Regions from separate parts of the Homo sapiens genome. Here region 2 is linked to region 1. The links are chromatin contacts, found by Hi-C or POLR2A ChIA-PET in ENCODE. All regions are on one chromosome and are shown on one strand. The core of a region is the stretch at or near the end of the contact, and the rest is flanking DNA. Distances in the headings are between cores, read along the strand shown. Region 1 has its middle 12 kb from the start of RUFY3. Region 2 holds the start of RCHY1 (ring finger and CHY zinc finger domain containing 1).

The links. Hi-C counts contacts between places; a loop is a spot of excess contacts on that map. ChIA-PET counts read pairs that join two places held with the same protein, here RNA polymerase II (POLR2A). Pooled maps may share reads with other maps.
Region 2: a pooled map shows a loop between it and region 1 (2.6-fold over the local background). The contact joins the promoter of RCHY1 here to the enhancer-like site in region 1. A Hi-C loop is called at or near these places in 1 of 168 maps with a recorded cell type or tissue (naive thymus-derived CD4-positive, alpha-beta T cell) and 4 of 50 pooled maps. POLR2A ChIA-PET finds 5 or more read pairs at or near these places in 1 of 52 experiments (GM12878).

What each region holds. Positions count from the first base shown.
Region 1 is chr4:70,707,986-70,711,214 of GRCh38, forward strand. It overlaps a transcript of RUFY3 not described here. Among named protein-coding and RNA genes, the nearest start is that of RUFY3, 12 kb to the right of the region's middle. Within about 2 kb of position 1,711, at least 2 of the 41 ENCODE cell types and tissues checked have a DNase peak (open chromatin) inside an H3K27ac peak, as active enhancers do.
Region 2 is chr4:75,512,741-75,515,766 of GRCh38, forward strand. It overlaps RCHY1 (ring finger and CHY zinc finger domain containing 1), which reads right to left and starts at 1,663. Exons shown (of 9, transcript NM_015436.4): 1 at 1,457-1,663. The coding sequence starts at 1,546. It overlaps THAP6 (THAP domain containing 6), which reads left to right and starts at 1,733. Exons shown (of 5, transcript NM_144721.6): 1 at 1,733-1,780; 2 at 2,693-2,792. The coding sequence starts at 2,713. RefSeq lists enhancers at 772-1,702, 1,389-1,868, 1,703-2,633, 2,209-2,428.

The DNA.
Region 1 (3,229 bases), core at 461-2,960:
TGGTGGCTCACACCTGTAATCCCAGCCCTTTGGGAGACTAAGGTGAAGGATCACTTGAGTCCAGAAGTTCAGGGCTGCAGTAAGCTGTGACTGCACCATTGCACTCCTGCCTGAGCAACAGAACGAAACCCTGTTTTTAAAAAAATAAAAATAAAATACATGAACACTTGAGACCAAACAGTTTTTGTTTTTTTATTTTGTGTTTTTGAGACAGTCTCACTCTGTGCTCAGGCTAGAGTGCAGCAGTACAATCTGGGCTGACTGCAACCTCTTCCTTCCAGGTTCAAGAGATTCTCCTGCCTCAGCCTCCCAAGTAGTTGGGATTACAGGTGCGCACCACCACCCCAGCTATTTTTTTTTTTGTATTTTAGTAGAGACCATGTTGGCCAGGCTGCTCTCGAACTAGACTCAAGTGATCCACCCTCCTCGGCCTCACAAGTGATGGGATTACAGGTGTAAGCCACCACACCTGGCCCCAAACAGTTTTTAAAAGACTTCTTAATTACGAGAATGGTACATGGACTCAACCTCAATGCCTAGTGAATATTACGATGACTGGCATCTGCCTCTTTAGCAACCCAATTTTTAACTCTCAGTAATGTATTTGCTAAAAGTATATAAAATATTATAGCTTTGAAAGACTGTGTATTAAGGTGGTATTATCTTTTTATTTTAGAAATCTTGAGTGTACTTAGAGGTTTTAAAAATTAAATTTTACATTTGAGTTCAGAAGCTCTGTTTTTAAATAACAGTGCTGAAGAATAGCAAAAATGTGTGAGACTGGAACGGTGGCTCAAGCCTGCAATCCCAGCACTTTGGGAGGCCTAGGCAGGAGTATCACTTGAGCCCAGGAATTGGAGACCAGCCTGTACATAAGCAGACTCTGTCTCTACAAAAAAAAAATTTTTTAAATTAAAAATAAGTTAGCTGGGTATGGTGGCACATGCCTCTGGTGCCAACTACTCAGGAGTCTGAGGTGGGAGGATGGCATGAGTCTGGGAAGTTGAGGATGCAGTGAGTCGTGATCACACCACTGTATTCCAGTCATGGTAATAGAGCGAGATGCTGTTTCAAAAAAAAGTTTGTAAATAGAAGGTAGCCTAAACTTTTCAGGGTTTGTCACATGAATTGTTTTGTTCCAAAATCTTGCAGGATATAATATCCATGAAATCAATCTGCTTCAATGCAGTGTGAAAGGAGACTTCTGATGTGCCTTGTTGAGGATTATGTCTCTTTCTGAGTCTTTGAGTGCTGGTAATCTGCTAGGTTTTTATACTTCTAACTTTAAATCTCATAAAACTCTCTGCCATGCCTTTTAAAATTTGATTTTATAAATGTACAAGTAATACATGAATCTATGCTCATTGTTTAAATGTTTCATAATACATAAGTACAGTTACAAAGTGAACTTTCCTCTTTGTGGACCTCCAGCACCCTCTCCCCGGTTCCTTATTGGAGGATGCCCACTTTTGAGTTTGGGGAGTTTTCATCCTGAACTTTTTCATGCATTTACAGACATGTATGTTTTTATATTTCGTGGTGGCTTTATCCTCTTGGTGTATGTATGACCTTCCATGCCAGTTTCTCAGCAACTACAATTTGTAAGGAGGATCTGCTTGCAGGCCATGGTGTAATACTTTTAATGCTTTCCTTTTCCATCCTGCCGTTAGAGATCGTCTTGTGAATGGACAGGATAGACAAAAGATGGCTTCCCTTTAGTGTTGGTTGGAAGAGTCACCCTGCTGTTTGCACAGTTAACAGCTTCTATTTAGTTATTCTTTTCTCCTTCCAACTCCCACAACTACGGCAAACATTGTTCAAGGCAATGCTATGCAAATAGCCCACATCCTTGCCCTTGTCTTTTCTCTCCCAGTTAAGGCAGTGTCCAAAAAAGTGTCCCACTCACCAAGTAGCAGCTTTCTGTATTTTTAAGTGCTGTTTTGAGATAGGAGGAAGGCTAGAAGAGGAATAGAAGAAAAAGAATCTTGAAAAGGACTGGCAGCGTTACTATGACTACCCACTACAAAGTTGAGTATACTTAACAGCGAGTGCCATGATTAAGCCCCGGATAGTGCAGAGAATGAGGTACCTAGAAGCCTTTGTCTCTGACAGATGCACTTGAAAAATCCATTGTATGGGGAAGGAGGTTCGAAATATACATGTAAACCCAGGAATTAGTGTTTAAGGGGAGAAAATTTATGCTTGCAGTTTCATTAACATATATACACACACAAGTATACAGATATGTATATATCATATATATTGCATGCATGCATGTATGTATGTGTAGATTGTATATGTGTTTGTGTAAAATATATATATTTTAGTTTTTCCTCTGTGGACATTTCTGTTATTGTCTCTCTTCTTTTTTAATTGTTTAGTAGTACTCTAGAAAACAGTAAAGGTCGGGTGCGGTGGCTCACGCCTGTAATCCCATCACTTTGGGAGGCCAAGGCAGGCGGATCACCTGAGGTCGGGAGTTCGAGACCAACCTGACCAACATGGAGAAACCCTGTCTCTACTAAAAATACAAAATTAGCTGGGCATGGTGACGCACACCTGTGATCCCAGCTACTCAGGAGTTTGAGGCAGGAGAATCACTTGAACCCGGGAGGTAGAGGTTGTGGTGAGCCGAGATTGCGCCATTGTACTCCAGCCTGGGCAACAAGAGTGAAACTCCATCTCAAAAAACAAAAAAAAAGAAAAAGAAAACAGTATACCTGGTCAGGAATTGAACACATGTTTTTTGTTTTATTTATTAAAATTTTTAATTTATATAAAGAGATATGTCAATGGGCCAGGCATGGTGGCTCATGCCTGTAATCCCAGCACTTTGGGAGGCCAAGGCAGGCGGATCACTTGAGGTCAGGAGTTCAAGACCAGCCTGGCCAACATGGTGAAACCCCGTCTCTACTAAAAATACAAAAAAATTAGCCAGGTATGGTAGTGCACGCCTGTAATCCCAGCTACTGGGGAAGCTGAGGCAGGAGAACCGCTTGAACCCAGGAGGCAGAGGTTACAGTGAGCCAAGATCCGCCACTACACTCCAGCCTGGGCCACAGAGCAAGACTCCGTCTGGAAAAAAAAAAAAAAAAAAAAAAAAAAAGAAGTATGTCAAAGAAGAGCCAAAGTGAAAATAAACAATTTTTTTAAAAAAGAGATGAGGTCTCACTGTGTTGCCCAGGCTGGTCTTGGACTCCTGGGCTCAGGTGATCCTCCTGCCTCGGCC
Region 2 (3,026 bases), core at 413-2,912, 4.8 Mb after region 1:
TAATCCTGATCTCTCCACTAAAACTCCTCTTGTCAAGATCACCAGTGACCTCTTCCTTGCCAAATCCAAAGGGCAATTCTCAGTTATCTTACTCAAACAGCTGCATTTGACCCAGCTGACCACATCCTCCTTGAAATACTTCACTTGGCCTCTGGTATTTAAGGGGGGGGGGGGGGCGGGGGAAGGCAAAAACTGTTTGACACCTAGGGCGAAGTATCTTAGTGCTATGATACACAGATCTAATTGTGTGGTTTATGGGGGGCACCAAGATGTTAAATTCCGTTTTAGACCTCAAGTTTGAAAGAATAATAATACATCTCAGTAGAAATTGAATCATAAGGATAGCATTCAATTTCCTTACACAACACTTGGTGGATGACCAACATTTTTAAGGAGCTTCATCCAGTTCAGTGGAGCAATGTTCGTCAAGCCATGACCTATAGAAAAGAGTTTAGGATGCACGTACAGGCCTGAGACTTGAACTTGCTTCTAATAATGAGGCAGTGACCAGCAAGGCTGACTTGTGAAGTGAAAGAACAAAAAATAATAATACTCAGATTGACGATGATAGTAACAGTCATGGTGGTATATATTTACTACTCATTTACTTCAGGGAATGCGCCCTGTTAAACACTATACACGCCCTTTAGTATATAATCCTCATACACTTTTATGAAACAGGCGCGATCATCTCCATTTTACATACGGGGTAGAGAGGAGCTAGCTAAAATCAGTTATTAAAGAGGAGAGCTAAGATTTGGGGATAGGGCGGTTGAGGTTCCAAAGCTCAAGTTTTCTAAGCAAAATTTTTGTACTGTTTCTTGCAAGGAAAATCAGGAAACTTCAATTGAATACGTGCCAATTTAAAAAAAAATACAGATTAAGAAGTTTTCTCAGAGTAACAATACATGCTTATTAGGCACTTTCCTATGCATAATTTCCTATTTAATGGCAATTACATGATTGTCTTCTTTTTTGGGACACACGTTTTCTCCTACGTCTGAACATGTGCACTGCCTTTAACATGAAGCTGGCAGGCTATAAAACTTTACCACAGGAGCTGAAATCGTATTCGGGTTCTCCACTTGCTTATTTCCATTATCTCCACTTCCATTATTTCATCACACACCTGAACGGAAAACCCCAGTACAGGCCCGGGGCTGCCTCAGTCTACTTCGGCAGCAAAAGACGAATAAGCCCACTGGCAGAGACCACTGTGCAAGCCTAATCACTTCCCAAGAAGGGTTTTGCTTTAAAGGTACGAAGCAGGTAGGAAAGGTGGGGCTTATCGCCTTGCCAAAAACGTTCTCCTCAAGAAGAACCCAGTTCCAGGTGGAAAAGGTATCCTGAAAATCAGGTTAACCTCAAACTTAAATCCAAGCCTAACCACCTGCCCAGCCCGCCCCAGCCCAACCTGACGGAAGCTTGTCAGGGAAGAGTCCATAGAAGGCGTCACCTTTAGGAGACATCCTCTGTCATAGTGCTCGCAGCCCCGCTGACCTCGCTCTTGACCGCTGGCGCCATCTTCCCGGGCCGTCGCCGCCATCTCCTCCACCTCCCCTCACATTCCACCGATCCTTCCCCCAGGATAAAAACCACGCCCAGAGAAGCTGCGCCTCTCTAGCACACCCCTCCCAGCCCCAGCGGCCACTAGCGACAATATGGCTCCTAAGCACGTGACCCGGGGCAGACGGATTTCCGGTTCCCGGGGCTACGAGGCGGAAGCGAAGGCAGACGCAGTCTCCGTCGTTGACGTTAGTCGCAGTCTTCGCTGCTAACGGTAATAACTCTTAGGTTGCCTGTTTTCCCCCAATCGCTACCCGCCCAAATCTCAGGGCGTAGTTCGGCGCGAGGTTGGCGGCAGCGGCGCGGAGACGCTGGTTGGCCCCAGAGGAAAGGACGCTCACTGGGCGCATCGTTACCTGTGACGGGTCCTCCCTCTCTCCCTCCGGTGGCGGGGAGCCTGGAGAAAGGGGCGGAGCTCGGCCCGGGCCCTGGGCTCAGCGGGTCCCGCGCGCTGCTCTTGGACGCCAGGGTGCTCGCTGGCACCTCGAAGTGCTTCTTGCTTCCTCCCTTTCCCGTTTACTTGCTGTTCTTTCAAAATATGTACTGACATTCACTATTGCCAGTCACCAGCTAAACCGTGAGGACAAAAAGTAAGGAAAAATAGACACACTCCACCATGACCTCATGGAACTAACAAGACTGGTGGAGGAGGAAGACATTAATAAGAGCAATCACTGCAATAAATGTAAGATTACAACCTGGAGAAGTGCTAGGAAGAAGTGTGTGTCCTGTGAGAGCTAATATTAGAGCAGCTCTGACAATCTGAGTGTCAGTGAGGGAAGGCTTCCCTGGGGAAGCGATGCAAGCCGAGGGCTGAAAGATGGGTAGGAGTTAGTGTGCAAAAGGCTTTGTGGCACAAAGAACATGGTACCTGTTAGAAGGTGGAAGGAAAATGTACAAGCCAACAAAATTGAAATCATACTCGGGGTACACAGCTAAATATGTTTCTCCTTATTAAAGAGTCAAGGCCCTGGAAAATGATGTAAGCAAAGCTGCAGGTGTTAGAAGAAGATATTTGTCTTTAGCTTTCTATCCTGATTTTGTGTTTCCTAAAACACCGGGAAAGGGAAAATATTCCCCTTCAGCTTTCCGGTTACTAACTCTTAACATTCTAATTTTCTTTCAGTTTTGTTATGAGTTGCTAAAATGGTGAAATGCTGCTCCGCCATTGGATGTGCTTCTCGCTGCTTGCCAAATTCGAAGTTAAAAGGACTGACATTTCACGTGTAAGATTTTGCTGTAGTTAAGCCAAATACTTTGGCCATGTTATAAAAAGCAAAAGACAGTTCTACTTAAGTCTTCAATTTTGAACTTTAGTTCCCGAGTCCTTTTTAAATAACCTTTTTGTTAAATTTGAAGTGACAATGTGATACCTTTACATGTTTATAATTTAGTTTAAAAGTTTTAAGATATCAGAGACTTTAAGATATCAGAGACTGGTTTACAAAAAATACCATAAG